Linked DNA regions of Homo sapiens: region 1 is linked to region 2. The links are chromatin loops, found by intact Hi-C in ENCODE. Cell type or tissue: endothelial cell of umbilical vein. All regions are shown on one strand. Each heading gives the region's core, and the rest is flanking DNA. Links, peaks and the distances in the headings are about the cores only. Region 1 overlaps GALNT2 (polypeptide N-acetylgalactosaminyltransferase 2). Region 2 overlaps GALNT2 (polypeptide N-acetylgalactosaminyltransferase 2).

The links. A loop is a pair of places that touch in the nucleus more often than their neighbours do. Peaks named below come from ENCODE experiments on the same cell type or tissue, not always from the same donor. Only the 100,000 strongest peaks of a DNase experiment are listed, where the experiment ranks them.
Region 1: it touches region 2 in a loop (4-fold over the local background); 3 of 110 quality-filtered maps call a loop at or near these places.

What each region holds. Positions count from the first base shown.
Region 1 is chr1:230,076,564-230,093,069 of GRCh38, forward strand. The region is part of intron 1 of GALNT2 (polypeptide N-acetylgalactosaminyltransferase 2); the gene reads left to right. Among named protein-coding and RNA genes, the nearest start is that of GALNT2, 18 kb to the left of the region's middle. RefSeq lists an enhancer at 7,700-8,241. In endothelial cell of umbilical vein, for the core only: no CTCF peak of the experiment used is centred there; a DNase peak (open chromatin) is centred at 8,238; H3K27ac peaks cover 1,951 bases.
Region 2 is chr1:230,153,840-230,170,345 of GRCh38, forward strand. All of the region lies in intron 1 of GALNT2 (polypeptide N-acetylgalactosaminyltransferase 2), which reads left to right. Among named protein-coding and RNA genes, the nearest start is that of GALNT2, 95 kb to the left of the region's middle. In endothelial cell of umbilical vein, for the core only: no CTCF peak of the experiment used is centred there; a DNase peak (open chromatin) is centred at 7,252; H3K27me3 peaks cover 536 bases.

The DNA.
Region 1 (16,506 bases), core at 4,403-12,402, 76 kb before region 2:
GTGATAGATAGTATTGTACTTGGGGACAGTAAAATGGAGATGTGACTTCATGGCCAATCTCAGGGAGGCGGAACTGTGGGAAGTTGTGGCTGGTCCTGGTTCTCAAGGTGAGGGCATGCAGGTGCTTTTCATAGAGGCCATTCTCATTTATGAAGGGTCATTAGATATTTTATCGGATTGGTAGGTACCAATCCCATAAAACCATTGGGATGGTTAGGCACCGTGCGTCCAGTGTACTTCTGGATAAAACAACTGGAGCATTTACATGGCGGGAAAAAGAACAGGTAATTTGAGAGGCCTTCACATTCAAGAGTGGCCATCAAGGTTTCTTCCTCTCTGCGTCAGAGACCAGTCCAGGGAGTGAACTCTTTTCTTTCTGACAGGCTGCTGCCCTAGAAAAATGACGCACTTCAAATGAAGGGTCTTTCTTAGCTAAATTGCCCTGTGAGAGCTTGAGGAGCCGGTGCAAATTAAAGGCCTGTGTTTTGGAGATGCCCATGAATTAAGTACTCTGTTATCAGTATTTGGGTAAGTGTAGATGACTGTTGGGTAGGGGCATTTGTATGGCTGTCCTGGATGATGAGAGGGTTGGCCCAGTGTGGGATGCCTCCCAGTCTCATTGTTTCCTCCTTGCTGCCTCTGGGGCTTTCCCCTTGACCTAGATGTTGAGCTTTTGCTCTGTGACCTTCAAAAGGCCTGCCCTGCCGCACTCTCCTTCCCCTCCTGCCCTTGTCCTGCCCCATCCCCTGTGCCAGGGAGCTCACTTAGTTGTCTTCCTGTCTCACTTTTGATCATCACTAATTTCCCCTGTGTCTGGAATACAACTTTTTCATCAATTCCGAGAGGCCATTATTTGTCAAACATGCCATTATTTTGTGGACCACTAGGAAAGAAAAAACACTGTCCATTGACCTGTGACACAACGGGTTCTTATCAGTTGGCATTCTTATTTTCTACTTATTGAAAGAGCTCTTTCAGACCGAGACATCAATTTTTCCATATATCACTCTCGGGCATAGATAGATACAAAGGAAAATACAAGTGAAATACATTGAGCAAAGTGTTCTAAAAGTTTTTCAGAGTCCAAGCACTCTGAGTCACTTTTTGACTCAGATGTTAGTGCCTATTTTCTTCAAACAGAGTCATCCACTGTGCCACCAAAAGCGCTGGTGATGTAGCATTTCCTAAGGAAAAAAATCCATAAAAATACTAAGAGCCATTGGTTCTGGACTTTGAAGACAGCTTGGCAATGAAGTCGAGGTAGCCAGCCTTTGACTCTTCTGGGAATTTTGCCTAACTCCTCAATTCACCATCCATTCCTATCCCACCATGATTTGGTTTTTAGGGATTAAGAGTGCTTGCTTCATTGTCGTTTCTTGGATTTTCTTCTAAGCCATTGACGTATATGTCCTGCAGATGTGGATGATTGAGCATGGGCTGGTAAGAATGCATCATGGGCCTTGCCCAGCCCATAGCATTGCCGACGTCATTGATTGTGAGCTGCATTCCAGTCGGGGGTGGTGGAGGAAAGGGCATCTTAGAATTGACCAATTACAGCCTTTCTTTTTCTCGTGTGTCACATTGCAGTTGGGCCTTCATATCTGCGGGTTGCACATCTGCAATTAAGGCAATTCCTACTTTATTAGTGGTTATATTATTAAAAATCCTTATTTTTTGAAGAACAATACAAACTGTGGATACAATGTGTCGTATTTGGGGGGGGATCATGGAAGAAGCCAGATGTGCTGTTGAAGTTGACCAGTGGGTTCATGGAGTTCATTCTACTGTTTTATTTTTGTGTACTTTTGAAAAGTTCATTTAAAAAATTTAAAAAGATATTTACTCATGTATGCAGCATAAATTAAAGAAGCAGCTGAAAACTAGTATTTTTGTAAAAAGCAGCTCAAAGGGTTTGTGATCGTATTAGTCCAGAGGTGCTTCTGCCTCACAGCTCTTCTGTAGTTTGGGATATTCCACAGTGATTCTTTTCATAGGGAGCATCAGAGATCACGTTAGATCCTGACTTAGTACCTGTATCACCAGGGAAGCATTCTTACATTGGTTGCTGTTTCTTCTGTGAGGAGTATCTACATTCTTTGGAAATTGCTAATCCTGGTGCAGTTTCTGGTGGTAGAGGATGAGCTCAGGCGGTCTGTGAGGTCATTTCTGCCTAAGCAGACTGCCCGGTGGACCAAAGACCCTGTTACCCACCAGAGTTCACTGTAGATGTTTTATTTTATTTTATTTATTTATTTTTAGAGTCAGGGTCTCACCCTATCACCCAGGCTGGAGTATAGTGGCATGATCATGATCATAGCTCACTGCAGCCTCAAACTCCTGGGCTCAGGCGATTCTCCACTTCAGCCTCCCAAGTAGCTGGGACAACAGGCATGAGCCACTGCGTCCAGCCAGATGTTTTATTATCTTGACTACACCCTTCTCATTTGCCAGGCACCTCTTTATGTTCAGTCTTTCTGCCAGATTTTTCACTCATGCTAGGCAGCTTTGCTTGTGGTTATAAGCTATCCATCAGGAGCTGTGGATGACTTGGGAAGCTGAGTGGGAGACCGTTAATAAATATGTGTTAGTCCTTTTGGTTCTCCCAACAAGATATTGATGCTAAAGGCTATTTTACGTGGTATTTGTCAATAAGAGATTTTGGCAAATTATGATACTGCGTATCTTCTGTAAGGTATAATTCCTGGTACTTCAAATTTATGTCAGCTTTGTCTCTGAGATGTCTGAAATGCTTTAGAGCCATTGCTCATTTGTCTTGCTTTTCAGCATGCCTGGGAGAATGAACAGCTGGGGAGAAAGAACAGCTTTTCTTCCCACATTCACACACAGTTTCTGATGGACCCACAGGTTACTAGCCTGCCCCACGGGTCATGCAGTAGCAAAGTTGGGACTAGAATTTCAGTGTTCCTCCACCTGCCTAAAGTACGGCTCTGGAGAAAGTCAGCCCTGGCTGTCCTGGTCTTAGTAAAGCTATAGTTCGTGAAACATCAGGTTACAAATAGCAGGTTTCCCTCTTGCTGACGCAGAGCTGCAGCTTCAGGCTTGGAAGGTGCTGATTACTGGGGCTGGTGATCTACTAACCCTTTATTGAAACTGCTGATGTGGATGATCGAGAAGCAGAGAGCCGGGAGGAGAATGTAATTCAAGTCTGGGTTCTTGGATGGTCTAAGCTCCAGGCCTGAGGCTGGCCGTCATGAAAGGAACATAACTGTGGCTGTCCAGGCCTCATAATTGGGCTCATGGAGGCAGACGGGCTCATGAGGAATGTCCCTATGGAGAGGGTTGCTGAGGCTCAGCCTCCATCTGCACTTCAGTAACTTAGGAGCTCACACATTCTTATGGGTCAAGAAGTAATCTGGGTCACTAAGCATTTGCCTAGGAAGATGTGAATTTGGCGTCCTTTGTTTTAGAAAGAAAAGGGATAGAGGTAAAGTTTCCCCTCTTCCTGGTAATAAATGTGACTTGGCATATGTCATAATTGCAGTAGTGTTTGTACTTAAGACATAGGTTTTAGTTTAGAGGATTTTTCTCCCTAACTGGCAGTGGAGAGTGTGTGGAGTCATTTTCCTTGTACTGGCCCTGGAAGGATATTTTTGGTGATCTAATTTTTTTATTCCAGTGTTGCAAAGCGCCGACATCATTATCAAATGTGCCATAGTTGTTTGGAAGCGAAGCTCTCATCAGCTATGTAAGTTTTTATTTTAGGTTACTGTGGAGAAGGGGAGGCCTCGGTGGAGGACTGATGTGTGTTCAGAGTCGGAGCTTTCTGCAGAAATTCGAGTCCTGTTGACCCAGGGAGCAGGCCTTGACATCAGGCCCCGTGCATGAAGCAGTGTGATGTCCCAAGCAGTGGTGCTCTGACCACTTGCCATTTAGGTCCTGGTGCCAGCGGGAAGGTCTAGCATCAGCAGGTTGCCAGGGTGACTCTGTAAATCCATACTGGGGGCTTTGGAAACAGTTTTGCCTGTTTCTGGCCCTAGCCTCGTTTGACAGCAGAAGCCCAGGAGGCTTGTGCATGGGAGCTCTTGGTGGACAGCTAGCTCTGGGTGTCTTTCTGGGGCTGCTGTGACATGGCAGAGAGGATGCATAGCACAGGGGCCACTGGCCTGGGCTCCGGAGCAGACTCTGGGTGTGCATTCTGGCTTATCCAGTTAGCTCTGTGGCCTCAGGCAAGTCACTTAACCCTTCAGTGCCTCAGTTTCCCCATTCACCTATCATCAGGTTGTTCAATGATGAATAAATTAGTTTATGTAAAATGCTCAGAATGGTGCCTGGTACATACATAGTAAGTGCTTAAAAGTGTTAACTGCTGTTGCTAATGTCAACTGTCACTTTGAAGGCGGGGAGGTGTTGACACGGGTTCTTGGGGAAGCTGCATCAGTGTGCTCTCACATCACATGTGACACGTCGCAGGCATTCACGAGCCCAGAGGCTCCTGTTCCCCAGCCAGAGCCAGCCTCCTCTGCCAGGTTTGAAGTGAACCAACCTACTTTCCTCGAAAGCGCCTCCAGCCTCCGCAGACCATGCCTGAAACTGTCATTCCTAGGTAGGTGGGTTGTTTTGGAAGGAGTGTGAGGATGAAGGGGCTCCTGCAGCCCTTTGCTTCTTCCTTGGGTGGGGAATCTGAGCCCCAGACAGCATGAGGAAGCTGGTCAGGGTCCCCCCCAGCTGGTGTGAGGACCGAGTGGCCCCTGGGGTTCTGCAGGTAGCTTCAGGCCAGAACCCTTTCCCCATCCAGTGTTCAGTGGCCAGGAGATTATTTCCCAATTCCACCCTTAATCTTTTCCAGCTTGTCTTTGAAAAATTATACCGAGATATGGTTTTAAGTGCGTGCTGTTTAATTTTTTAATACTCTTATTGGCAATTGGATTTTTCAACATCTTGAGCTGTTACTATCTGAATATAGCGTGTTAATTTGAAAACTTTTCTGCAAGGTTTTAATTAGGAAATGTTCTTTCATTAGTTCAGTTTCTGGCTTGCTTTTGAAACTGCAGATGAGTGACAAGTGGAAGACAAATTAATAATTGTGGCAATGCAACAAAGCCCCCCTGTGAGGGCTGAGGACTAGTTCTGTCAATTAGAAAAGTGCTCACGTGGCTTTGCTGATGGCTCTAATTAAGACAACTCACAACTGGATTGCAGATCAATAGATACACTCTGTGATGATTTTAAGGAGGAATGACCTGTGTGAAAACCCACGTTTGGTCATGCTAACCATGACGAGGAAGGATGGCACAGTGGTTGGGAGCCTGGCCTGTCATGTTAGACCTGGTTCAGATCCTGCTGTTACTACGGAGTAGCTGTGGGACATTGGCTTGCGTTTCCTTGTCTGGAAAAGAGAGTTAGTGAGTTGATGAAGATGATGCTGACGAGCTTAGTGAGGACGTTTATTTGTGCTTGCTCTCCCTTCCTGCAGGTACTTCTGGGGCTGGTCTGGCTTGACTTCTCTGACCCAGGACGGGTCTTGCTTAGAGCAGACCTGCAGGTCAGTGGTGACATCAGGTGTGAATTTTTGGACTAGGAGTGTCAGTCGGGGTGCAGAGGCACCTGGTGAGGCAGGCTTTTCCATCCTTCTTCTCTAGTCCGTGTCCCTCCTTTGGGCAATGTGGAGTTGCCTTCAATCTGGGAAGGTCTCTGTTTCTTTGTGTAAGGTGAAGCTGTGGTGCTGAATGAAGCAGGTGTCACATTTGGGTTACATTTTTAAGGTTCTCTAATCGGTCAAAGTGCTGTGTAAGTTTCCAGGGGCACCGTAGAACAAAGCAGGCTTAATGGATTAATGGACATGATTGAGTGAGCTGATGGGTTGGTGATTTCATAGGTGTCTGGCTTTAAGCCCTGCCTTGCCTTTGCAGTTCCACAGCCATTCAGGCTGGTCATCTCTTCCTAGGGCCTCTGGAGTTGGCCTACCTTGGAGAGATCTCCAATGTGCCATTCCTCCTGCAGCCGACTCTCCTTATCCCTACTTCCTCAGTGCTGAGCCAGAGGAGAGTACCTTTTATCACTTCTGTATCATTTATTTATTTCGGGAAGGGAGTGTAGTGGCTGCCAGGAGAGGGAGGCACACATATAAATTGTGGACAAAGCCTAGAAACCTAGGCATTGCCCCTGCTCATAGGAAGTCATATGCATGGAACATACGCACTGGAGTGCTAGTTAGACAGCTGGGATGATAGAGCAGGGGATCCAGGCTGATACATCAGGGGAACTTGCAGAGAGAATAGGGGATCCAGGATGATAGAGCAGGATAAGGACAGCTGTGGATGGAGCAGGACGACTGGATAATGGAGCATGGAGCCAGGATGATGGAACAAGCAGCCAGGATGATGGACAGGGAGCTGGGATGATGGAGCCGGGAGCTGGGATGATGGAGCAGAGCAGCTGGGATGATGGAGCAGGGCAGCTGGGATGAAACAGCAGGGAGCTGGAATGATAGAGCACGGCAGTTGGGATGATGGAGGAGGGAAGCTGGGATGATGGAGCAGGGAAGCCGGGATGATGGAGCAGGGAAGCCGGGATGATGGAGCAGGGAGCCAGGATGATGGAGCAGGGAGCCTAGATGATGGAGCTGGCAGCTGGGATGACAGAGTGGGGAGCAGGATGATGGAGCAGGGAGCCAGGATGATGGAGCGGGGGGGCCAGGATGATGGAGCGGGGAGCTGGGATGATGGAGCAGGCAGCCAGGATGATGGAGTGGGGAGCCCAGATGTTGGAGCAGGCAGCCAGGATGATGGAGTGGGGAGCGAGGATGATGGAGCAGGGGAGCCGGGATGAGGGAGCAGGCAGCTGGGATGACGGAGCAGGGAGTGGGATGATGGAGCAGGGAGCGGGATGATGGAGCGGGGAGCCAAGATGATGGAGCAGGGAGCTGGGATGTTGGAGCAGACAGTTGGGATGATGGAGCAGGGGGCTGGGATGATGGAGCTGGGGGGCCCAATGATGGAACAAGAAGCCAGACTGATAGAACAGAGGAAATGATCTGAGAAACAACTTTGAAAGGTCACCTGCAGCCCCCTGATGCTTGCATTATGTTAAAATGTTTGAAAATTTAGAATCCTCATTTTAAGGCATTGATCTTTCCTTCAGAAAGCTGTCCTTGCTGTTAAACGGTGTCCGGAGAGTAAGGAGATGGTCAGCACTGAGCATTTAGTTTCTTCAGAGGAATGACAGTGGGGGTTACTCTGTTTTTACTTGGAGTATCTGGATTGTTCAGGACCAAGTAAAACTCTGTAAGAAAGGGTTGGAAATCCTGGTGGGCCTCTGTTAGCCCTTCCAATAGAAGGGGGCCGGAGGGGGCCCACTGTCTGTGTCCTTGGACCTGCATGCAAGCTGAAGGAAATGGTGCCTGCTGCACATGGAGGAGCTGGAGCCGTGGACAGGCCTGAGCTCATCTCCATCAGCACCCGGATGTTGGCGTACATGCCTGTGAAGGTGAGGGTCTGCACTTCCAGCAGCCCTCCCCCTTTGTATGTCACTTTGGACACCCGAGATTTCCCTGATTTGCCTGGAGCCTCTGTGTAATTTTTAATTTGATCCCCTGCGTCCCAGTGGACTGTGAGTGTCTTGAGGCCAGCACAGGCTTGGCCCCTCCCACAGCAGGGAGACAGTGGGGAGCCAGGCTAACATGGGCCCAGGGATGTATATTCTGGAAGGAGGGCAGGCTGGGGGACGGTCACGCCAATATCAGAGTGTGAAGTGGGGCTCCATGAGAGGTGAGTCCTCATCAGGAAGGGCCGAGGAGGGGACCTGTGGGCGAGGCCTGTTGACCAGAATGATCCAGTGTGGCAGAAGGCTGTCTGGGCTTGGAGAAGATCCTGTGCAGAGATCCTGGGGCCAGAATGAACTTGGCATGTCTGGGCAACCAAAGGAGGAGGGCAAGCTGGTGAATGGGACGTGAGGTCAGAGAGACAGCCGGGGGATGGTGAGCATTTAGGATCTGATTTTGTCTGCCCTGGCACTTCCTGTGTCTGGCTCAGCACCGAGACGTTGCTAGGTGAGGGAGATGAGGCTGAGACTGGTGGGCTCGGGGGAGAATGGCTGAGAGCCAGGGTTGTGGAGGGTCTGCCACATGGGGGACCATGCCTCACAGGTTCAAGGCATCCCTGGCCCCTGGCTCCCTCCTACTCTCCTTCAGCTGTTTGCCTGCTGGGTGACTCAGCTATGGGCTACCAAGTCATTTTGCCCTTTTCTGCTGGGATCTGCGTGCTGAGTCTCTGACTGGTAACATGCTGTGGTTTGGCAGCATGCTTGGGAGTTGACATCATTTCTGGGTGCAAGTCTGGCTTTTTCTCCCTGGTGCAGGGTGAACATGGGATTAGGGGAGACAAGAATGTCTGCTTTTTCGTCCAGACATGCTGCCTTGCTCTTGCAGCTGAACAGACCCCAGCTGTATTTGTAAGTTAAGCCCTTAAATCCTGTGCCCTAAAGGTGGAGGTGCCATTTCATCTCCGAGAAGTGGAGAAAGATTGTGCAGTGATGCTGAGGTACAGGAGAGAGCTGATGAGGAATAGAATGATCAGTTGTTTGTAAGCAATCTCCTCTCTTCTGGCTCTCTTTAGCAAAAGTTTTTATTATTAACTCTCCTTTCACCACTGCGGATGGCAGACATACCTGACGGCAAAACTGAAGCATACCCTGACAGTGACCCTGTGGGGCAGACACACCTGAATGTGTGTTTGGAGTTTTGAGCTAAGGAATCCGGGAGTGGCCAACCTGGAGATTCATTCCTTGTTTATGAGGAACATCTGAGCCCCTATCCTGTCCCGTGGAACACTGGGCATACAGATGAGCGAGGCCCTTTGTTTTGGGTTAAATGAAGGTTGCCCCGTGGAGGCTGTTAGAGGATGCTAGGTGGAAACTCTATTTATAAACCACAGGCTTCAAGCAGTTGCAGTTTTCCTGCCCAGTCCACTGCCACTGGGCCATCCCTGTGTACAGGTTTCCCACTCGTAAGCCCCTGTGTCTCATTTGCTGGCTCTGGGTCTCCTTCAGCTTCTTGGACCTGGTGCCGTCCCTGTAGGAGTTCATTAGGGGTCTGGCATGATCCAGTTCATCACTGGAAAATGGTTCTGAATGTAGGCGGTAATGTTTGTGATTGTCTAGGTTGAAGTCCGGGGCAGTCTACCTGTTTAGGCAAGATGCAGGATTAGGCATCTGAGGTTCTCTTATTCATTGCATTTTGGATCTTCTGGAGCTCCTCCTGGCTGGTTATTTTAATGCTCTATACCTTAGCCAACCACTTACAGAACTGTTTTGATAGGCCACTGACTTCTGGTGTAGACGTTGGGGGTGAAGGATGTTTGACAGATGGGACGGAGATGGATTTATGTTTGTGAAATGTTGGGGAAACCCGAGGCAATACCTGGAGCCCAGAAGAGTGGGCTCACCGTATGTCCACAGCTCTATCAGTGCCCCTAAGGTGATTGGAAACTGCTTGCTGACCTGCCTGGTTAAGGAACGAACTCGGGTTCCACCAGAAACGTGCTGAGAGATTTCCGTCCACCTTCATGGAATTCACAGAACAAATGACAAGATTTTAATCCAGGTCTTGGTATTCCTAGGGTGCCAGAGGTGAAACTGAGAAAATTTTGCTCTCAATTATTTGGCGAGTTTGTAGGTAGAGAATAATACGAGCTCCTGGAGGGCTGGAATCTGGAGGCATTTCAGCAAGGGTTTAGAAAGGGTGGGTGATGGTGACTAGGGATACAGCACGTTGCTCAGCTCTGGGCTGAGAGGTGGTTAGTTCAGCCTGACGACCCAGCAGAGCACCTCCTGGTCATTCTGCCGGCCCTTTATCTGGTGAGGTAGGGCAAGGAGGGAGTTGGAGTGAGGAAAAATGCCTAAGTCAAGGGAATAGAGGGAGGGCAAGATAAGAGATGGCCCTTGTGCGAGAACTGTCTGCATTGCTCACTCTTTGGAGATTGATGCTTTCTCCATTTTACAGTTTTTAGGGGGATGTTCTTACTGGCAAAGGAGGAAAACAGCTGTAAAGTGAGCAGTTTTTTTTTCCCCCGTGTGTTAAGGGAATTTATTTTCCTTTTCATTCTTTGTTCCTCCTTGGCTCACCCCTGCTCAGGACATAACTTTTGCAGAAATGAGGATTTTGCTGCAGCCTGAATCTCCTGGGTTGGATCTCTTAGAGCAATTAATAACTTGTTATTCATGTGTTCGGGGCACAGCCCTTTGTACTCAGTGGTGCGTCCGTCATGCTGTTTGTGCTATTGGGGACCACTAAGAGTGCTCTAGAAAGTTGGTGTGGGCAGTGCTGAGCTTTGGAGTCATGGAGTGGCTCAGGTGTCAGCCCTGCCACTTACCTGTGTGCCCTTAGACAAGTACCTTTCTATGTCTCTGTTACTCCTCTACGAGATGGAGTTTATCACAGGGTTTACTGCATGAAGCTGTCACAAGGGTTCAACAAGATGTTGCCTGGTGAGCACTTAACCCACACCAGGCACGTAGGGAGAAAGAGCTCAGTAGAGTGTGTGTGGGAGGGGTCTTCTTCCATCCCAGGGAGGGAGGTATTTCACCTGGGAAGGTCCTGGCTGGGAGCTGTCTTCTACCCCTTCTTTATGCAGCGGGCTCTAAGCCAGCATCTGGCACCGCCCTTTCCAAACCAGTGCACACTCTCCCCATAGGGAAGGGGCCTGGCCTGCTGGGGCATGCTTAGTTTCTGTATTTTAAGAGCTCCCTCATCTGATGACCGGTACTAATTACCGAATTTCACAAATGAAATATGTGCAGGGTGAAGGAATATGCCTGTTGATTGCACTCGAATTACTGCAGTAAAATTAAATTTCAAGGACTGCAGGAGCCTAAGATCCTTCTGCTGTCCTCCACTTCCCCCATCTTAATTGGTTTTCCTTGCCATCTGTCTTTCTTGCCTTTACTCCCCCATAACTGCCAGCCCGCACTGTTAACCAGCGGTTTTCAATCTGGCTGTACGTTAGGAACACCTGGGGAAAACTTTGAGCTGTAGATGCCTATCACCCACCCTAGACTGATTCAGTCAGAATGTCTGGCTGTGGGGCCCAAGTGTGTTTTAGAAAAAGCTCCCCATGTGTGAATGACTCTCACGCAGTCAGGTCTGGGGACAGCTGGTTAGGAAGGCGTCGCTGAGAGTCTCCATCTTTTGGGAGTAACTGCTGATGGTCATGGAGCCCTTGAATATCTGTTTGGACTTTTTGAGGGCTCTGAGCTTGAGCTTGGTCTTCTCTTTTGGAATACTTGGGTGTTTGCTTTAATATTCAGAGTTAAATATTGATGGGCATATAATGAAATGCCTACTGGATTACTGGACGATGCTTTTAGCTATGAGTACTTACTCTGGAAGCTCTGAGAATAATAAAAACGATGAACAGCAGATATTAAGTGACAGTTTAGAACAGAAGAAAAATACAAGTTTTCTTACAGGCTCTTGGCTAAATGAATATGGGGGTGGACTGGGGTATTCAGTAGTTGAGCAATCCTGGATTCTATTTTTCCATATTTGCATCTCCCCCCGCCCCCAATGTTTTTGCTTTATTTAACAATTTTTGGGGTAAAAACCATGTAACATAAAGTTTACTGTCTTAACCATTTTTAAGTGTACAGTTTTGTAGTGTTAAGTGTAGTCCTGTTGTGAAACTTTGTCATCTTGCAGATCTGGAACTCTGTATCCATTAAACAGTAACTCCCATTCTCACCAGCCCCTGGCACCCACCATTCTGCTTTCTGCCTCTGTGCACTTGACACCTCTAGGTGCTTCATGTAAGTGGAATCTTGTAATATTTGTCCTTTTCTGATTGGCTTGTTTTCACTAGCATGATGTCTTCAAGATTCATCTCTGTTGTTCTGTGTGACAGGGTTTTTTTTTTAATTCATTTTTATTGAGGTGAAATTCATGTAACATAAAATTAGCCATTGTAAAGTATACAGTTCAGTGACATTTACTACAGTTGTACAGCTACCACTTCTGTCTAGTTTTTTTTTTTTTTTCTTTGAGACAGAGTCTTGCTCTGTCACCCAGGCTGGAGTGCAGTGGCGCTATCTCGGCTCAGTGCAAGCTCCGCTACCCAGGTTCACCCCATTCTCCTGCCTCAGCCTCCCAAGTGGCTGGGACTATAGGGGCCTGCCACCATGCCTGGCTAATTTTTCATAGTTTTAGTACAGACGGGGTTTCATTGTGTTGGCCAGGCTGGTCTTGATCTCCTGACCTCATGATCCACCTGCCTCAGCCTTCCAAAGTGCTGGGATTACAGGTGTGAGCCACCGCGCCCGGCCACTTCTGTCTAGTTTTAAAACATTTTCATCCAAATGGAAACCCTATGCCCATTAAGCAGTTGTTCCCCATTTCCTCATCTCCCCAGTCCCTGGCAACCACTAGTGTACTTTCTGCGTCTGTGGATTTATCCATTCTAGATATTTCGTATAAATTGACTCAAGCACTGTGTGTCCTTTAGTGTCTGAGTTCTTCCACTTGCCATAGTTTTTGAGGTTCATTCAGGTAGTGGCATGTATCAACTTTCCCCCCCGACAGTTTTTATTATGGTAAAATACATATAACAAAACTGACCATTTTAACCATTTCTTTCTTTCTTTTTTTTTTTTTTTGAGATGGAGTCGCTCTGTGGCCCAGGATGGAGTGCAATGGTGTGATCTCGCCTCACAGCAACCTCCGCCTCCCGGGTTCAAGCGATTCTTCTGCCTTAGCCTCCTGAGTAGCTGGGACTACAGGTGCACACCACCATGCCCGGCTGTTTTTTGCGTGTGTGTGTGTGTGTTTTTAGTGGAGATGGGGTTTCGCCATGTTGGCCAGGCTGGTCTTGACCTCAAGTGATGTGCCCACCTCGGCCTCCCAAAGTGCTGGGATTACAGGTGTGAGCCGCAGTGCCCATAACCATTTCTAAGTGAACAGTTCAGTGACATTGTGTTCACATTGTTACCACCATCCGTCTTTAGAACTCTTTTCATCTAGCAAAACTGATACTCTGTACCCAAAAAACAGTAACTCTCCATTCTCCCTCCCTGCAGCCACTGGCGGCCAGGGTTCTACCTTCTGTCTCTGTGAATTTGACTCTTCTAGGTAGCTCATGTAAGTGGAGTCATTCAGTATTTATCCTTTTGAATTGGCTTATTTCACTTAGCATAATACCTACAAGGTTTATCCATGTAGCATGTGACAGGATTTCCTTTCTTTTTAAAGCTGGGTAATAGTTCATTCTATGGACATACAACGTTGTGTTTATACATTACGCTGCTAACACGTGCAACACATTTGCTATTCATCCTACTGTGAACACAGGTGTGCACATTTCCCTTCGAGACCCTGCTTTTCATTCTTTTGGGAGTACACCTGGTGGAACTGCTGGATCATATGGGAGTTCTGTTTTTTAATATACTGAGGAACCTCCATACTGCTTTCCACAGTGACTACACCAATTTTACATTCCCACCAACTGTACACAAGGGTTCCAGTTTCTCCACATCCTCACCAATACTTGTTATTTTCTGTTGTTTGATAGTAGCCATCCTAATGGATATGAAGTGGTATCTTGTGATTTTGATTATCATCTTTTTTTTGGATGAGGGAAAGTTTGACCCCATATGTGGGTGTCTGTCACCAAGATAGAATGAATGTAATTTCCAAGGAAAAATAATCCCAGGCAACCTCTTCTGGATTATGTCCCAACTGATTGGAAATGCTGGGAACTTTCTGTGGTTGAAGGACCTTGACATTTGTTGTCAAACTGCCTGTGAGTCACTTATCTTCTGGGGGAAAATAAACATAACCGTGTCTTCCAGTCTGAAGTGGGGTGGGTGGGTGATATGAAGCATTGCACACAGCAGAGCCTGCTGCCCCTCCACAGCCTCTGCAAATGCCGTGTGAAGGTGGTGGACCTGCTACCAGAACTGGTGTCCTGCTGTCTCTGTAGTTAACTCTTAGGAGAAATAACGGTTGTGTGTGTGGAGGTGAAGAATGGGAAGGGAAGGAGGGGTGGGGAGGGCTGGTGCTTCTGAGGTTCCCAAAGTTCCTGGACTCGAATTTTCTGTTGGCAAATAAGCTGGTCAGAACTTAGGAATGTGGTAAGTTGATCCAGGAAGAAGTTGAAGGTTTCTATCTGTGTTTTTCTGTGCGGTTGTGTATGTGTAACACGTTTGCAGAAATAGTTGAAGCTTATTATTTTCTTCAAAAGATCTTATTTTCTAGTGTGTAAATCACAGGTAATTAAATATGAGTTAAAGTAAGAGAGAGACCCTTGGGCTATCTCAGACTTAGCTTTGAGAGAGAGAATGATCATGGGTCTAAGGCATCACTCTTGGTTTTATAGGTTTGGAAACTCAATGTTATTAGTTCCATCTAGGAGTTATCAATGGGGGATTGGGGTTTACATGCATCAGAATTGTAAGATACTGCTAAGAATGACAGTTCATTAATTGATGAGAACTGTGCCTCGCTGAGAAAGCCAGCACTCCTGGGGTGTGTGTACTCCGCAGACCTTTTCTTTTGTTTGTTTCTTTCTTTCTTTTTTTTTTTGAGACGGAATCTCTGTTGCCCAGGCTGGAGTACAGTGGCACGATCTCAGCTCACTGCAGCCTCCGCCTCCTGGGTTCAATCTATTCTCCTGCCTCAGCCTCCCAAGTAGCTGGGATTACAGGTGTGTGTCACCACATACTAATTTTTTGTATTTTTTTTTTTTTTAGTAGAGACAGGGTTTCACCGTGTTGGCCAGGATGGTCTTGATCTCCTGACCTTGTGATACGGCCACCTTGGCCTCCCAAAGTGCTGGGATTACAGGTGTGAGCCATTGTGCCCGGTCCTCAGCAAACCTTTTCTATCGGCCTATTTCTATCTATTTTCTATCGGCCACCTTTTCTATTGGCCTATTTCCATCTGTCTGAGGAATCTTGATGCATCGGCCTTCTCGTTCTGGGGATCTTTCTGTGTATAGAATCAATACCCTCTCCTTAGGGTAGTGATGGAGATTGATTTTTCAAAAATCCCAACATGTAATTTATGAAATTATTGTTTCAGCTCCAGACTCTGTGCTCTGTTCTGCAGTGTTGGAGCTAGGACCGCACATCCCAGCTGCTTTGCCAGTGGCTTCCGGGCCACCTCCATCAGCAGGAGGCGGTAGAAGCACCAGCAAGATGGGGCTTTGGTCCTTCCTGTTGGCTTCCTGTTGCCCCAGCTGTAGCTGTTGAATTCAGTCTTCAGTTATCCCAGCACTGGCCAGCCAGCCTCATCGTCCACACTCCCTGCAGATCCCACCACTCCTCCAAGGAAGTCTCTACCTCAGGGCCCTTTGGCTACGCTTCTAAGGTTAAGTCTAACCGGTTCCCTCAGGCCTAGGGGTGGTGGCTGCTTCCTGTCGTTGCTACTTCCCTGATATCTAGAATTTTCCTTTTTCTACCCAGTTACCTGGTTACTGACTTTCTACCCAGTTAACAATTTATATTAAAGCCCTTCTGTTCAAAAAGCTTATGTAGTTTCTGCGTTCTAATTGGATCCTGACTAATACATCTGACTTTCAACATTCTTTAGTAATCAGTCAGCAAAATGATTTCATGAGATAGACGTATTATATTTAATTGGATTACAGTTCACCTTATATTCCTTTAGTTTTTTTTTTTTTTTTTTTTGCACTGATCTTTCTGATTTTCGTTAGGCTCGTCTATGTAATTTGAGACATAACTCCTCTCATTAGCTACTTTCTAAATCATCAGACTTGAGTTCTTTCCTGGAAAGATCACCACAGATGGCTAATGTCATTCATTTTGTTGGCTCTTTTGGCTTTATAGTAGAGGGTGACAATTCTTTTGTTTTTGGTTTTTTTTTTTGAGCTGGGGTCTTGCATGACCTCACTGCAACCTCTGCCTCCCGGGTTCAAATGATTCTTCTGCCTCAGCCTCCTAAGTAGCTGGGATTACAGGCACGCGCCACCAAGCCTGGCTAGTTTTTGTATTTTTAGTAGAGATGGGGTTTCACCATGTTGGCCAGGCTGATCTCGAACTCCTGACCTCAGGTGATCTGCCTGCCTCGGCCTCCCAAAGTGCTGGGATTACAGGTGTGAGCCACCGCACCTGGCCAAGGGTGACATTTCTAAACCTTATCTCTAAATTCTGTGTCCATTATTCAGTATTCCTTTAACTTGTAGAGCATGGCTATTACGTGTTTAAGCAACATATATCTCTAAAAAGATTCGAGGCCGCTTATAAGAGAAAGTATATTATGTGTAAGCACAGATTCATTAAAATAAGAGTTTAAAAATCTGGGGTCAAATTTAGGGGGTAGAGGGGATGAGGGATAAAAAGGTGAAGGAAAAAAGAAGTGGATGGAGAATTAAAGAATGAAGGAGAATTAACACTGAACACCCACCCCCATGGAGCCGGATCCTGGCTAGGTGTTTGCCATCTGTGTTTAGTTTAATGCTCAGCATAATCCTGCGTGGCAGGTATGTTACCCCCATCTATAGGTCAAGAACCTGAAACCCAAAGTGCTGGCCGATTGTGCTC
Region 2 (16,506 bases), core at 3,301-11,300:
CTGTGGAGGGGTCTGGTGGAACTGATATGTTCATAAAAGCTACTGGTAAAAACAAAACAACAACAAAAAAGCTACTGGTGCCCAGTGCCTCTTACAAACTCTCATGCAGATTTATCGTGTGGGTCTGTCTGCGTGGGTGTCTACCTTATAAAGACTCAGAAATGGTTTCTCTTTTCACCCATTGTTTGGAGAATAATAAGTCTCTGTCAGATTAGCTTCTTGGGGCCTCAGTGCTTTTTGAAAAGAGCTTGCATAATCAGTGTCTGGTGAGCTGTGAGGCCAAGAGCATATTGCCATTGTGCAACGGGGATGTGGATTTTGTACATTTTCAATATTTCACCATTCAGTCTTGTCAGAAGTCAAGCTGCCGTCCACCCTGCACTTGCAGTGGAGACATAGGCCCTTCGTCCACAGTGGATAAGTTTTTCTCCACGTGGGCCACATTCTTACTAGAAAAGAAACCCCGGCCCTTTAGCTCATCACCCTCTGCTCTGGCTTTCCCCGAGTTGGTACAGAGCTGATGCCGTTGGTATTTTTAAGAAATAATCTTGAGTCAGAAGGAATGTGCCAAACCGGCACAGGTGAGAGATCTCTGGACCCCCTTATATTTGCCTATTCTGCCCCTTCTGAGAAATTTCTGGGAGAGAAGGTAGTATTATGGGACAATGAAGCCCTAACCCCCAGGACCTCAGAATGTCACTTTATTTGGAGATAAGATCTTTATAGATATAATCAAATTAAAATGTGGTCGTCAGCATGGGCTCTAGTATGACTGGTGTCCTTATGAAATGGGGGATTCAGACAGAGCCAGACACACGTGGAGGGAAGACAGTGACAAGAGAATAGACAACAGGCACCACCTCTAAGCCAAGGAGAGAGGCCTGGAACAGCATCTTCCCCCATGGCCCTCGGAAGGAACAAACCCTGTCGCCCCTTGAGCGCAGACTTCCAGAACTGTGAGAAAGTGTGTTTCTGTTCCTGAAGCCTCCCAGTTTGTAGTACTTTATTATGGCAGCCCTGGCATACTTACTCAGGTAGTCTCTGTCAGGTTATTTATAACTCACCTTATCACATTGGTAACTTGTGGTTTTATCATTTGGCATGACATCCAAGGCCCCTTGCAGTTCTAATATTTACGTACTAGCACTTAAAAAGACTTTCTCTGACCACAGGGTCTTTGCTGGATGGGGTCTTGGTCTGGGGCTGGGGCTTTGGTTTCCAAACATCAGGGTCCTCCCAGATGAGGCTGCCCCGCGCCGCATGCACCCCCCACCCCGTTTCCGCGTGCAGTTTTCTGCGGAAGTATTTCCCAGGTCCTCGGTTTCCCTTCTGTGTGAGAGCGTCACTTTCTCTCACATCTGTGGAGCGGAAGTCCTGAGGCAGTCACCGTTTGGGGCCTGCATGGGGTTGTGAGAGCCCTTGTGCTGGCTCCTGCCCGCCCTGTTCTTCGTTGGCTGCCTAGGGCTCCCTGCAGGTTTTCGCTCGGAGGTGGGCCCTGCCTGCAGCCGCTGACCTCCGGGAGAGACCGGCCTCTCCCTAATTATAGCTCATCTCTTAATCCCGGTCATCATTTCAGCTGGCTGTCCTTGAACTGAAAATTGGAATACAATTCAACCTGTAGCTGTTTTAAAAACTGCCTTATTCAGAGAGGGTCAAGATAAAGAAATTTTAGCTTCTTTCAGGATCTTCCAAAACAGATCAGGAATGACTGAATCAGGACAGGGTCTCCTCCTTTGGGGCTGGGAGGGACAGGGCAGGACTCTCCCAGGACAGTCCCATGGGCAGAGCTAGGTTTTGTGAGGACTGGAGCTTTTGTCATTTGAAGACCATTTCTAAGAGAAAGAGTGATTATAACCCCAAAACTGGGCTCCCAAGTGCATAGCACAAAGGACCCCACAGAAGATCACAAATGGCCCATCCTGACTGGAAGAGAGAGATTAGATTGAGGGCCAGGTCGTGAGGGCACTCTGAGGGTCGCTAAGACATTCGGCGTCAACCTCCAGTTCACTCAGGAGTTCTGAGTGGAGGACAAAAGCCTTGCTTTAAAAGGACTAATTCTGTAGTGATTTTGCCACATGGAGAGGGGAGGGAACTATTGTGTCAGATCAGGAAAACCATGGGATCAGTGCTAAGGGCCTGTGTGGTGGGCTCTGTCTGGGTGGGAGAGACTGTGTCCTGGTCATGGGGCTCAGTCTGTGGGTGGGTGATAGAAGAGTAAAGCTTTTGTGTTTTTAGGGTGGGGAAGAGAAGAGAGAGTCATTGATTTTAGATACAAGTGGAATACCACGTAGACCTGGCCTCTGGGTGGTGATGACCTTCTGGGGTTGATGTCTGGAGACGGTGCGGTTTTGGGATGGGGGAGCAGACGAGGGAGAGAGAGAGAGAGAGAGAGAAAGAGAGAGAGAGTGTGTGTGTGTGTGTGTGTGTGTTTTACAGCAAAGACCTGGATCCTGAATCTTGGGGAGAAAACTCCTTGCATTGTACATATTGGGCTGGTTACATGGCTGAAGTTCACCGTGTCATTTTAGGCCTGTTTCTGGCTTCCACACTGGTTTGCAATGTCATCCTAGGGAAGTCAGCTTGTCCTTGGTAGGATATATTCATTGGTGAGTTCACTCAAGAGACTCCTTTTTGCGTTTCTTTACCTTCAACGTTCGTTTCCTAAAATTGATTATTCCTTCATAAAGTTGCCAGCATTTTCAACATGCTTCCTAGATGCTGGATATTTTATTATCGTTTGTCACGGATCAATTTATTTTTTTGGCCCTTAAACTATCACATTTTCTGCAGTTAAATTTGCTTAACTTTCTAATGCAGGGGCAGAATGTAACCTGCAGGTTGTGGCTTTAGAAAGCAATGTGGAACTCGGGGCCATGGTAAGCAAGTTGGTGGTGGTTTTTTTTAATAGCACATCTCATCCTTTGATGTCAGAACACTGTCTACACACTCTGATTCATTTCAGTCAGTCCCTAAAATGTGAAGATGAAATGTTGGGGAGACAGATCCTCTGGCCTGAGGAAGCTAGCCGTCTTGTTTGGGAGATAAGAAACATCAACTGTTTTGAAAATACTTTGGTTCTATCATTAGAGAGCTGATCAAGTGCAGTAAGAGGCAAGGTCAGACTGGGCTGTATTATGTTTTGATTTGGAGAAACTATCACGAAAGAGGTAACATTGAGTCAGAGCCTGAGAGAATTGTGGAGAATCCCTGCAGGAGTAAATAAGACCATCCCAGGAGGGCTCTCATTTAAGGCCTCGTGTACTGTGGTCATTTGACCTTGGTTCAGATGCCACTTCAGTTTAGATGCATTTAAAAGCAGAGAAAACATTGGAACTTACTGTGTAGTATTGAGTGAGCATTAATTGAGATGTGTGTGAACCATTGAGCATGATACCTGGCGTGTCGTAAGCACCATTATAGCAAACTTATAGAAAGCTGCATTATGTCACTATACACCTAGGGGAGTGGCTTTGGGGGGAAAAAAAGCAAAAATGCCACCAAGTACTGGCAAGGACATAGAGCAGCTGGAACTCTTATCCCTTGCCAGTGGGAATGCAAAATGGTACAACCACTTTGGAAAATAGTTGAGCAGTTTCTTATAAAGCTAAACACATGTTCTCATACAACGCAGTAATCCCACCCTTAGATATTATCCAAGGGAAATGGAAATTTATGTGCTCTTGGGATTCATAATGGCATTATTCATATTTGCCAAAACTGGAAACTACGTAACTGTCCCACGACTGGGGAATGGATGAACAAGCTGTGGTTTGCGTACATGGTGGAATGCAGCATGTGGCGGGATACCTCCTGCAGTGGAAAGGAGACAAGCACGGTTCACACAATGTGGATGGATCTCTGTACATTATGTGCATTAAGAAGCCAGGTCCAAAGGCTACATACTGTATACTTCTATTCATATGACATTCTGGAAAAGGCAAAACTACAGAGAAAGCAGATCAAGGATTGCCAGGGGCTGGAGAAGAGAGTTAACTACAAATGTACTCAGGGGAGTTTTGGAGGATGGTGGCACTGTTCTATATCTTGATTGTGGTGGTGGTTGCATGACTATATGCAGATGTCAAAGCTCCCAGATCTGGATACTAAGAAGAGTGAATTTTACTGTATGTAAATTATACTTTTAATTTAAAAGCAGAGAAAAAAAATCATAAGCCAAGTCAGGGAAGTGAGAAGGATCTTGTTGTATGTGGAGAACCGTCATGGAACAGGCCAGAACTGAGCACAGATCAGGTTGAATGGGTAGGATGAACTGTGACTCCAGAGGCATTGAAAGGGAAATGTTTGCATGGGGCGTGGTGGAACACAGAGAGCCCTCGGGAGGCCCGGGTAGCAGGGGGGCAGGATGAAGGGGGCATTTCGTGTTGTGTGAGGGATGAGTAGCGTGGGGAGATGAGGCCAGAGGTTCCAGCCAGGAACTAGTGCAGTTCTCTAGTCTGTAGATAAGGCCTGAACACAGCAGTTGGTTGTAGGATTCTGGAGAGACTGGAGCTTAGACCTGATTACATTATATATGCACTGTCTTTTCTCAGAGATGGGGAAACTAAGGCATGAAAACATTAACTTTTATTTTGGAAAAAAGCTAAACATAGAAGTAAGAGGGAGGCCTCCTGAGGCACTTTGCCAAACTTTATGCACAGCAACTATGACCTGCAAAATCTTTTTAGCCTGGGCTCCCTCTCTTGACCTGAGACTCTTCCAGGGAGCCTGGTATCCACAAGAGTGGAAGCAGCTGGTCAGGGCCACGGAACTGGAGATGCCCCATGGGACAGAAGGCCTGGGGCTCTGGCAAAGTGTCTTGTAAGTGTTCCTGTCATTTCCCTCCACGTAAACCAAGTCAGGCTTGCAAATCAGCAGCCTTTCAGGTCCTTTCTCTCCTTCTGGAAGCTCTTGCATGTTGCAACCCCCTACCCACCCCGCCACCTCCCATCACAGATAAAGATTTTGTACCATCAGCCTGCAAGTGAGTTGGATGAATGCCATCTGAAAGGCTTTGTTCGTTTGCACACGAGGTCGTGAATAGCTGGCAACAAAGAGGATTGAACCTTGGACCTAGTGTGTCTGAGCAGTGCCCCAGCCCCCATGCCGCTTTGGATTTCAGTGGCCTCTGCAGCAATTTATTATTCTTACATCAGATGTTTGAAGTAGGTGAAGGGGCAGGTGGCATGTGTCTGGTGAGGTTGCTGACACTGCTTTTGGATGAGAGAGAGAGTAGTGGTTGAAACAGAGCATTCAAAAAAGCGTACACTTTAACCTGTAATCCGCAAACATTCCTTTGAGTTTACCCAGCCGTGGGAAAGGACGCTGTACCCCTGCCCTATTGGCTGCACCCTTTGCTGTTGATGTGAGGCTTTATTTACCTGGGAATTGACAGGGTTTTGGTCCATGATTGCTCCTTTCTCCGCAATCACATTTAATGCCCATGATATCTCATCTTTGCACACGAAGGCAAAGCCTTCTACTGCTTTTTCTCTTAAAGTGTTCAGCACTCCCCTGAGTTTATTAGAAGGATCAGAAGAAAGAGACCCTGAGTGTGAGGCTAGGTCAACCGGAGAAATTCACCCAATTATTTCGTTTCTTTGTTTGGATCCCTGCTTTTCATTTCTACCTATTCTGAAAGAGAGGCTTAAAACTAAAGTCCGGTTAGTTGAGGATCAGATGTGTCATACTTTTCTCAGAGGGGAGGGGACGGTCACTTTGCTCTAAGTTTGGGCCATGAGGTCCACACTGAGCCTACATGGGGTAGGGGGAAACCGTGAAGTGTGCAGTGACCTGAGGGTGCCAGATCACCCCGAGCCGTTGTGGTTCCCACTGGGCAGGCTGTACGTGGTGAAGGTGATAGACTGCATGTCTCATGCAGGCCAAGTGCCTGTCGGTCAGCTTGAGGGAGAAGATACCTTGTCTACCTCCCCCCACCTGCAGGCTGGCTGGCTTTGGGTGCAATGACCCTCCTCTTCCTTGAATCGCTGTTTCATTGTGGACCTGTTGGAAGTGCCAGCTTGGCTGGCCTTTGGCTGGATCCCTGTTTGCTAGAGCTTTGTTCCTACTCTGGAGGAGTCAGCTGCTGTGCCTTCTGGGACTGCCAAGAGTTGCCAAGGGGAGTGGGGAGTCCTCTCTGTGGGGTGTCGTCTGAATCCAGCAGCCGCACCACCCAGGTGCTTCCCTCCTCCCCACTCCTAGGCCAATGTCCTTAGTTTCTGCTCACTGATCAGACGATTATCCTTCTCCAGGATGACCACCATCATCTCATAGTCCTTCCTCACTCCCTTCCATGAAGTGCTTCTCCAACCCATTGTCTCTGTCATAGTGAAATGATTCTACTGTTAGTATCAAGATTTTCCACTAGTGCTAATAACAATCCCTGATGTTATCAAACATGTAGGATGGGCCAGGCATTGTACCAGGTGTCTACAGAAATCCTTTGTGCTGACTGTTGACCACTATCCCCATTCTGTAGGCGAGAGTGAGCCTTAGGAAGGGCGTTGGACGTGGCCAGGATCACACACCATGCCTTGCACTCACCTCTGATCTCTGAGGGCCAGGGCCTCCCTGTATACAATGATCTCTGCATCTCTTCTTCCTAGCAGAAGACTCAAAAGAACTTTCAGATGTGGGAGGCCAAGGCAGGTGGATCACCTGAGGTCAGGAGTTTGAGACCACCCTGGCCAACATGGTGAAACCCCGTCTCTACTAAAAATATAAAAAAATTAGCCGGTCGTGGTAGTGGGCGCCTGTAATCCCAGCTACTCAGGAAGCTGAGGCAGGAGAATTGCTTAAACCCAGGAGATGGAGGTTGCGGTGAGCCAACATGGTCCCACTGCACTCCAGCCTGGGTGACTGAGTGAGACTCCATCTAAAAAAAAAAACACGAAACTTTCAGATGAATAAGTTGGTTCTATCAGAGATGGCTCTTAAAGCTCAAAAGCTGTTTTAAAAAGCCCTGTGGATGCGCAGGCTCTCTTAGACCCTTTTTCTGTGTTACAGAAGGGGATATAATACCCCAAATAGGGTTTTTTTTGGTACAAACTGTGGATAGTACTAGATTTTGCTCCATACAGAGTCCTGTTGACTGAACTGCCCTTTCATGTTGTGTCTCCAGTGTTTTTATGGGCAACAGCCATATACAGTCTACTTCCTATCTATTGTGAAGTTGTTGTTGAGGATTTCCTGTATTATTTCACTCTGCATTCATGTCTCAGTTACCTTTGATCCCTAGCAAACTGTCCCAAGTGGAATGGCCTAACCCAGGAATGATGTATTATTTCTTACAGTCCTGTGACTGTCTGGGCGGTCCTTTTGCTAACTTCCCCAGGGCTCACGTGTGCCTTGTGGTCAAGTGATAGCAGCGTTGGCTGGCTGGTCCAAGGTGGCCTCACGTGTCCTATAGTATTTGCTAGCTATTGTCTGGGGCTCCTCAACTCTCCACATGCCCCAGTAGCATAGACCAGCTTCCTTACACCATGGTGGTCTCAGGGCAGCATTCTAAGAGGGCATGTCCAATGTGCAGGTGTGTATTAAGCCCCTCCTTGCCTCGTGGTTGCTGGCATCCAATTGGCCAAAGCAAATCACATGGCCTAGTCCAGAGGCCGACTCCAGCTGTCTGTGCAGACGTGGCAAAGAAATATGGCCACTTCCAATCCACTGCAGTCCAGTCCCCAAAATCCATTCTTTTCATGGCACATTTTGGAATCTAGCAGCTGAATTTCAGTCTCTCTTAAGATACTCATGACTTTATTTGGATGGTGAGCATATGGTTGGTTGGAGCACAGGCTTCAAAGTCCAGCCTGAATTGAGATTCTGACTTGCTCTCTGACCATTGTGCCTTTGGCGGGTGACTCACATCCATTTCTTCATCTGTGAAATGGATATGATGATACTTGCCTTCCTGAGATTGTTGTGAAGTTAATTGAGACTATACATGAAGTCTCTGGGCCATAACTGATCTCATTACACCTTAATTCTTGTTTCTATTACTTATTTTACTTCTGTCTCTGGGAAGTTCAGAGTTTAAAAATTCAACTTGACCACAGCATCTTTACTTGGTCATTTCTGCAACCACCATGTTCCATTTCTTTTGTGTTTCTATTTAGATCTTTTGTTTTAAGCTACCCAATCCTTTTTGGAATAATATGGGGTATTATTAAAGTAAGACTAACCAGCAAAATTCTGTAAAAATTAAAAAAAAAATCTTGGCGCTTCCAGTTCATTGGTTTTGCTGGTAAGATTCAGGATTATAGTACTGTTGAACAAGCTTGTATAGACGTGAATGAGTTTCCACATTCTTATAGATTTGACTCAAGTGATCTTTGCAGATTTTCACAAGCACTGAAGACTAACCAGCCTTCCTTTAAGTCTCCCAGCACTTAATTCATCTGGTCCAACACATGCCGGGTTCTTCAGGGTGTTAGGATGAAGCTCCTGTATCTGATCACCTACCATATTCCACACATTTTCCATACACTCTTTCTCATCCTCTGAGAATTTAGCATTCCGGGTGATGCTACTAAGATGGATGAATAATTTATAAAGTTTTAGAATTCTAAATATAGTTCTTTCTAGTTTCCCTTAGGGTTCAGAAAACAATATCCCAAAATGAAGGCCTCAGAAGCAAAAGTTTTTCACTTTCTCCTGCCCTCCAGCTGCCAGTCTCCTTCTCCCCAAGGCTGCCCTTAGAAGCTAGATTCCCTCCATAGAAGCTAGAATCCCTCTTCCCTAAAACAGGTCCTAGGAACCAGAACTTGCTTTCCCCAAAGCCAGCCATCAACCCTGAAAATGCAGCTCTAACTTTCCCTCTGCCTTGCTATGTAAATACTGTTTATAAAAACAGTATGTGACTTAACTGTTTGACTGTAGGTCATAAGACCCACCCCTCCACTCCATTCCAGAGAGGGTCTTGCCCCAACCCAGAATGAAGGAATGCTGCTCAGAGAGGCTGAGAAGAATCTAGATGGACAGGCCTTGCTGGGCTTCCCCACTCGGTCTGTTGGCATTGGAACCTACCATTTTTGTCCAGTCACATTTCCACATGACTGTCCATACTGTGTTGAACTTAAGCATGAGAATGGACAATTTCCCCTGTAACTTTGGGTCTTCATTCTGATGGCTCCTGTGTGTACACATTAAATCAATGTGTATGCCTTTTCTCTAATTAATCTGACTTTTTCGAGTTGAGTTTTCAGTGAACCTTCAGAGGGTGATGGGGAAAGTTCTCCTTGACCCCTGCATTTCTAAGTCAGTGGACACGTGAATCTTTGGCTTACAGAAAGATAAGAATCAGCTAAACATGTTCTTTGAAACTCCGCATTAAAACAACAACAACAACAACAACAACAAACTTTTGTCAAAGGAATTGTTAAATCCCCCAACCTTCATGTGCAGTGAGGTGAGATCCAGGCCCCACTTGGAACAAGTTCCATGGAGTGCGCACATCTTGTGGGCCACTGGCCACTCCTGAATTCCATGGACTCCGTGGGGCTGAGGTGCAGTGGAAAGATGAGCAGTGACTGTTCCCAGTGCTGTTGCTCATCAGAGAGCATGGGATGAGGTCACTCCGGCGATCTCTCATGCTTTAGCGTTTCCAGCTGTATGAGGGAGGTGTGGTGTAACTTCTCAGGCGGTTGTGTGGCTCTGGGCTCAGTTTTTGTTGAGAGCCTTCTGTGTGTCAGACACTGCTAGCATCATCATGTATGTCCTTTTATTTAATTCCTCCACATCACAGTGGATAGAAAACATGGTTCCTATTGCTACGAGCTCCAGAGCAGGAATTTGAATTTGCCTTCGAAGCCCGAGCTGCTCACAGCAGCTCACTGTCTTTTCAGCTTTCCCATCAGGATCAAATGAGACGAAGTGTGTGGAAAGGAGAAGCAACCTTTAAAAGTAGATCTTGGTAAAATTACTGTTTTCTGAAGTTGGACCAGGGAAGCTAAGAGGAAAGAGGGACAGTCCCCACTGACTGTCTTGGCTGCTGTGGGCCAGGCCTGTGCCAGTCACTTGGTGTCAGTGAGCTTATTGGATTTAGCTTTCCCAACCACATGGACACGGGGTCAGTCTGTCTGTCCCAGAACTGGCCGGGGGTGGTGGATGGAGCCTGGACTCTGGGCCAGTCACAGCCTGATGTGACACTGGATACACTGCCTGTTAGCTGTGTGCTCTTGACTTTGTTTTTTTTGGGAGGGTCTCAGTTTTGTCATCTTTTTTTTAATAAAAGGGGTATTAAATACCATACCTCAAAGATACTGTGAAGAACACATACGTAACTGCAATCGCACACGTGTAGCTCCTCTACAATGCCTGGCACTTGGAAAATCCCTGGTAAATGCCAGTTCTGTGAGGGTGGCATCACTGTTGCTGTTATTTCCATGTTCTGGGTTGGGGGCAGAAGGGCCGTCGGGCCCATGGGGAAGTACCCAGTAGAGGCCGGTGCTTTGCTTTCTCTCCTTGTGTGTGTGATTGCCCGTACATGCACTGTCAGCACCCGAGTTCCCTGTACACATTTACTGCTAACAGCGGTGATAAGCGCACAAGATCACTTTGGTGTTTGACCCGTTTCTTGGAGAAAGCAAAGATTCAGTAGGGAAAGTGATGTACATAGAGGAGATGAGCCTCTCAGCAGGCTTGGCGGACTGCATCCGATCATGTGATCTCTTTCTTGCCCAGGACAGCACGGTCTCTGGGCCCTTTTTCTTTTTTTTTTTTTTAGACGGAGTCACTCTGTCGCCCAGGCTGGAGTCCAGTGGTGCGATCTCGGCTCACTGTAACCTCTGCCTCCCAGGTTCAAGCGATTCTTCTCCCTCAGCCTCCTGAGTAGCTGGGACTACAGGCGCCCGCCACCACGCCTGGCTAATTTTTTGTAGTTTTAGTAGAGAGGTTTCACCATGCTAGCCAGGATGGTCTCGATCTCCTGACCTTGTGATCCACCTGCCTAGGCCTACCAAAGTGCTGGGATTACAGGTGTGAGCCAGCACGCCTGGCCTCTCAGCCCTCTTTCTAATTCCAAGGGAGAAGGGAGGCTACCTGAGATTCTACAGTAGTGCCTGGACCCCAAACCTTAAAAGCAGAGGTCAGCTCACACCTGTTTCTAGAAACAGCTTTTGTGTCCCCTGCCCCATAGGTTCCTGTAGTGGCTTTGGGCAGCATTTGGAACCACTGGCCAGATAAGATCCCTTAATGATGTGAAATACTGCATAAGGTCGAAGTTCCAACTTTAACATATCTGGGCTAAATTTTTAAAACTATTCAACAATTCATGAAGATAATTAAAGAACATGTGAAAGTCTGAGAAGGAGAGCCAACACTCATCATTCTCCACTCTTAACACAATCATTTTTATTCCAGTGCCTTTCATTCCAGGCTAATCCATATGGATACAGATTTTTATATAGTTGTTTCATTGTGTACATAAAACTTTGTCTCCTGCTTTTTCATTTAACGTAAGCATTTTGCATGTGGCTCTGTGATCTTTATAATTTTAATGGGCGCATAGTATTCTTTGAAGGGGCTGTTAACAGAAATTAACGTTGTATTGGTGAATGTTCTAAGTTTCTTCTGTTTTTTCTCTTATAAATAATGCTGCAGTATTTGTGCATAAGATTTATTCCTTATTTTAGGTTAGTTCACTGGGATAAATTTACAGAAGTGAGATTTCTTGGCTTAAAGATTTTCAGTCGCTTTCTAGTTCTTGATGTTGGATGCCAAGCCAAGTTGCTTTCCGATAAGGTTTAATTTACACTGTGTCCTTTTGCTTTTAAAATAAGGTAGTGAGACATCTGCAGCCTGGTTGTGATGCCAAGTATTGAGATAGTATGGAGAATGTCCCAGCTGTTGAAGGCAGAGAATGGACTTACAAATAAGTGGCGCCAGAGGTAGGGGATCTCACAGCTTGTCCCTGGGTGGCACTGGTCAACCTGTCCCAGGGCAGCACTCGAGAGGGAGGGAGGCCCTCGGAGTAGCCAGAGCCCCTGGAGAGGGCTGATAGATGCCCCACAGGGCTGGAGGTTTCTGTATGGAGTCCTGCTGTAGGTCACTCATATTAGGCATGATGTGAATGTGCTCCACTCAGCTACTGTGATCTGATTGAAATAACCTTTTAAGAAAAGAGCTTGCAACTGTGGAAAGACCACTGTTTTGGATCAGGTTGACATGGAGTCTGGGCTTTGATGGGACTGTATGAACCGCCTTAACCCCTGTGTTTACCTGTCTTTAAAGTGGTCTAATAAGCCATGACAGTGTCCTCTGCACAAATCCTTTGTGAAAGAACAATTTGTAATTAATAAAAAAAAAAGACCTTTTGAAAAAAATAGATTAAGACAATCCTTATAGGGTTTTGGGGTAATAGTCACACAGCTAATAGCTGCTGAACCTTGAGCAAAGAAAATGTTAATGAGAAAATGTACATTTTAAATGAATAAAAAGAAACATACAGTCCCTATGTATTTCTTGTTTGTTAGGAACTTTTTCAGGCACTCCTCCCCGCAGCGTCACTCATGAGTTTCTTTTTCTTGGGTGCAGATAGCACACATTTTGCATGGTGTGCCTCACACGGTGTTTCTCATCTCTAGCTACTTTCACCATCTTTCTAAATATCCCACGTGGGTCATATCATTTTACCAACTTTGAAAGGATTTGTCAGGCCTTTTTCAAATGCCTGCTTTATCAGTCCTGAGGCTGCACAGCCTTGGCCTTGCCATGGAGAGATGGCAGCAGGACAGTGGACTCCGGGGATTCAGTGAGCACGCGGACATGTCTTGTCTCTGCCTTCTTGCTGTGACCAGTGGGTGTGATGTGCTGGTCTCTGCCATCTGCTGTCTCCCAGGGCAGCTTGGGAAAGCCTCTCCTTTCCCCCAACTTCCTTGCTTTCTTCCCTTTTCCCAAAATCCAGATCTAATTCTAATGGTACCCAAAGAGAAGTCAACTGAAGTTTGAGGTTTCTCCCTTTGAAGATAAGGGGTAATTGCTGTACAGAGAACCTCAGAATGGGGGAGAATTGCTGTAGTGGGGGAGTCATGAGGAGTAAAAGAGAGAACATGCTAGTGCTAGGCCTGGGGTGGATGTTGAATAAACATTAGTCCCTCTCACTCACACTTGGGTTGGCTGTACCTGGGCTGTACTGCCAAGAATTTCCAACTCTGTAATGATTTGTGATGAGATAAGTCAGGGGAGAAGCTTAATTACAAATTTTCCATTTCGTTTGTAACCCTCAGCCCTCTTGGGGCTCTTTGCATATCATTCTGAGACTCTTTTTTTTTTTTCTTGGAGATGCTCTTCAAAACAGAGTCAAGTGTTTTATTTTTTTGGTGGTGGGGGGTGACAGAGGGTCTCTTACTCTGTTGCCCAGGCTGGAGTGCGATGATGCGATCCTGGCTCACTGCAGCCTCAAACTCCTGGGCTCAGGTGATTCTCCTGCCTCAGCCTCCCAAGTAGCTGGGACTACAGCTGTGCATCCCCACACCTGGCTAATTTTTAAAATTTTTTGTAGAAGCAGGGTCTCACCACGTTGCCCAGGCTGGTCTTGAGCTCCTGGGCTCAAGTTGTCCTCCCACCTTGGCCTCCCAAAGTGCTAGGATTACAGTCGTGAGCCACCACTCCCAGCATGGAGCCAGTTCTGACTCAGTGGTTACAGAGCAGGCCTAGGAAGGAACCAGTTGTATGGAAGTTAGGCCCTCATGGGAAGGATTTAACCAGGTGGTCATGGGAGATGGTGGCACCTACTGGTGACAAGGAGCATTGCACTTTAGTTCTGTGAGACCTGCTTGTGGGCTGAGGTGAAGTGGGGAGGAAAGCAGCCTTGCGGGGATATTGACATGGAGGTCAGGGAACTGCCGAGCGTGGAGGAGCGCCGTGGTGATGGGAGGAAGGGGCGGTGGAGCAGCACGGGTGTGAAATGTGCAGGGCTGCAGCCTGGCCGGCTGACGAGGCTGCCTCCTGCTGGCCTCCCTGCGGCTGCTCCACTGTGGCCCTTGGGCCCCGCTCATCACCAAGTGCTGCCTGAGGGCTTCACCTCTCTCCTCCCACCTTTTTTTCTTACCTATTGGCAATGATTATTTTTAAATTTTTAAAATGCAATTGATTTTTACATAAATCACATGGGAAATAATTTTCTAAAATACCCCCCCCTTTTTTTTGTAAAGAGACATTTTCTAGTCCAGTGTGCAGAAATTCTTCATTTTTCTAAAGTAAAAGAACCTGCTTCAGCTGTGGTTGGGAAACCCAGAACAAGAAGTGAGCTGCAGTTGAGAGAGGGCTTTGTGTGCCACCCCCTGACTGGGGAGGCGGTGGACTCGGAGCAAGTGTTAGAAAATGGAGCCATAAAAGACTCCTTAAAGTGTCGGGCGCTCAGCTAACTTAGGGCTAGAATTATATATCATCTCTTAAAGGACCTGCTGTTCTTGCCTTCAGGAATGGGAAGTTATCACCAGGAGCTAAGAGCTGACCTGCTTCATAAACTCTTACTTAGACCTAGGAATGAGGAAAAGCTGCATGCGAGTGGCATCCCTTGTGCTCGCTTTCTCTGGGCTAAAACGTTTAGGATGGTCTGGCAGCTCTTGAAGAGAGGATGGTGGCGTGGAATAGATTCCTCTGAGGCCTTGCCCCTCCTGTCCCCGGAGCTGAGCTGATTATTCTCATTGGAAGATTGGCTTTCGAGCATTTATCAAGAGATTTGTACCTGAGTTTTCTTGAACGAAGAGGGAGGCAAGAGGGCTTAAAATTTCCATTAAAAATGAACAGGCACCCAGGAAATACATGATTGACGGATGTTGGCCCAGGAGTTTTCAGTGTAGTTGCTTTCCCTTTAGGTAAATAGGATTATGCGCACATTTTTGTAATTTTTTACAATTTTATTTTTTTCTAGAACAGTTTTAGACTTACAGAAACATGGGGAACATTGTGCAGAAAGTTCCTATATATATCATACCAAGTTTCCCTGTTATTAAAATCTTACATCAGTATGATTCATTTATTGTAAAGAACCAGTATTGATATGTTATTAACTAAAGTTCTCTCTTTATTCAGATTTTTTACAACATCCCCTTGTGTTCTTTTTCTGTTTTAATATGTTATCCAGAATACCACATTCCAGTTAGTGATTATGTCTTCTTACTGTGACATTTTTTTAGACTTTCCTTTTTTGTTATGACCTTGACGGTTTTGAGGAGGCTTGGTCAGGGATTTTTTAGAATATTCCTCGTCTGGGGTTTGTTTGATGTTTTTTCTCATGATTAGATGAGAGTTATGGGTTTGGGAGAGGAAGACCACAGAAGTAAAATATGCATAAATTTGTAAACAAGTTGTTGAATGAGTTAATTATGGAGAGAAAGGGAAGTTTAGTACCCCTGAATAGTAACTGGAAGAGGAGTAAAGGCTGGACCCCCAGATTGGAAGAAGGCAAGTTTAATGTTCTTAATGATGGGACTTAATGTCTAACTTGTGTCATGCCTTATAGTTCAAAGGGGATGGGATAGAGTGGTTCTTACATTTTCATGTTATATCTTGGGAAACTGAGGCTCAGAGAAGCAGCCTGAGTTGCCTAAGGTCATAGAGATAGACCAGGATTTACTGGATATGCCAGTGCATTTGCAAACTATTCCTAGTTGCATTTTCTATGCCCAGAGGTTCTAGACTCAACTGGCTGGGTCACCGATGGCCATTTCATCTGTGCGTAGCTATAGGGATTTAAATAGGAGGATTTTTGTTAAATGAAGACAATTGACCGACTGTGCGTGGAATCAATGTGCAGGATGATTCACCAGGCTTTCTGCCTGTTAGAGAAGTTAAATGGTTGAGAATTAATAATTATGCGATTGTAGTTCACGACTTCAGCACAAGTCATTGTTACAGTTCTCAAATGTTGAGCAGCCCCACGTTATTCCCCACCAGTGTGTTTTTCTCTGAGGTTACACAGTAAAATAAGTGAAGTGCTGACCTTTATCATAACATATTTTTTATTTGTGAGCAAGTGGAGTATGTATAAAGCAGTTTGTGACTTTGAATCCAAAATAGAAATTTGCCCTCCTCTCATTTTCGCAGCATTGAGTTTCATAAACTAAGTTGGAGCAGTGAAAGTGAAACTGGAAATGCATGGATGAAGCCAGTGGTTCTGAACACTGAGAACTGCCTGGGAGCTTCTAGAAAAACCCCCAAGGCTGGGTCCCATTCCCTAAAGTTGTAATTATATTGGCCAGGGCAGGAACAGGCCTTGGGAAATCCAAAACTTGGCCTTTCTGTCTTGTTCCTCACTCTGTACTCTACCCAGGTCTTCATTCTTAAACCTTTCATATCTTTTGATTCTTGCCTAAGTAGAGGTTTTGGGAGCTGTTGGGCTGGAGCTTTCAAAGCTTGCAGTAGGCTGATCTTACTTCTCTACCTATATTTTACCTGTTCTCCCTAGGTGATGAAACTAGGAGGGCCCATGGCTACTTCTGCTACATGGGGCACAAAACATGCTTCAGAAATATTTGAGAGACTGAATGAAGCCTGTCTCTGGTCTCTAGG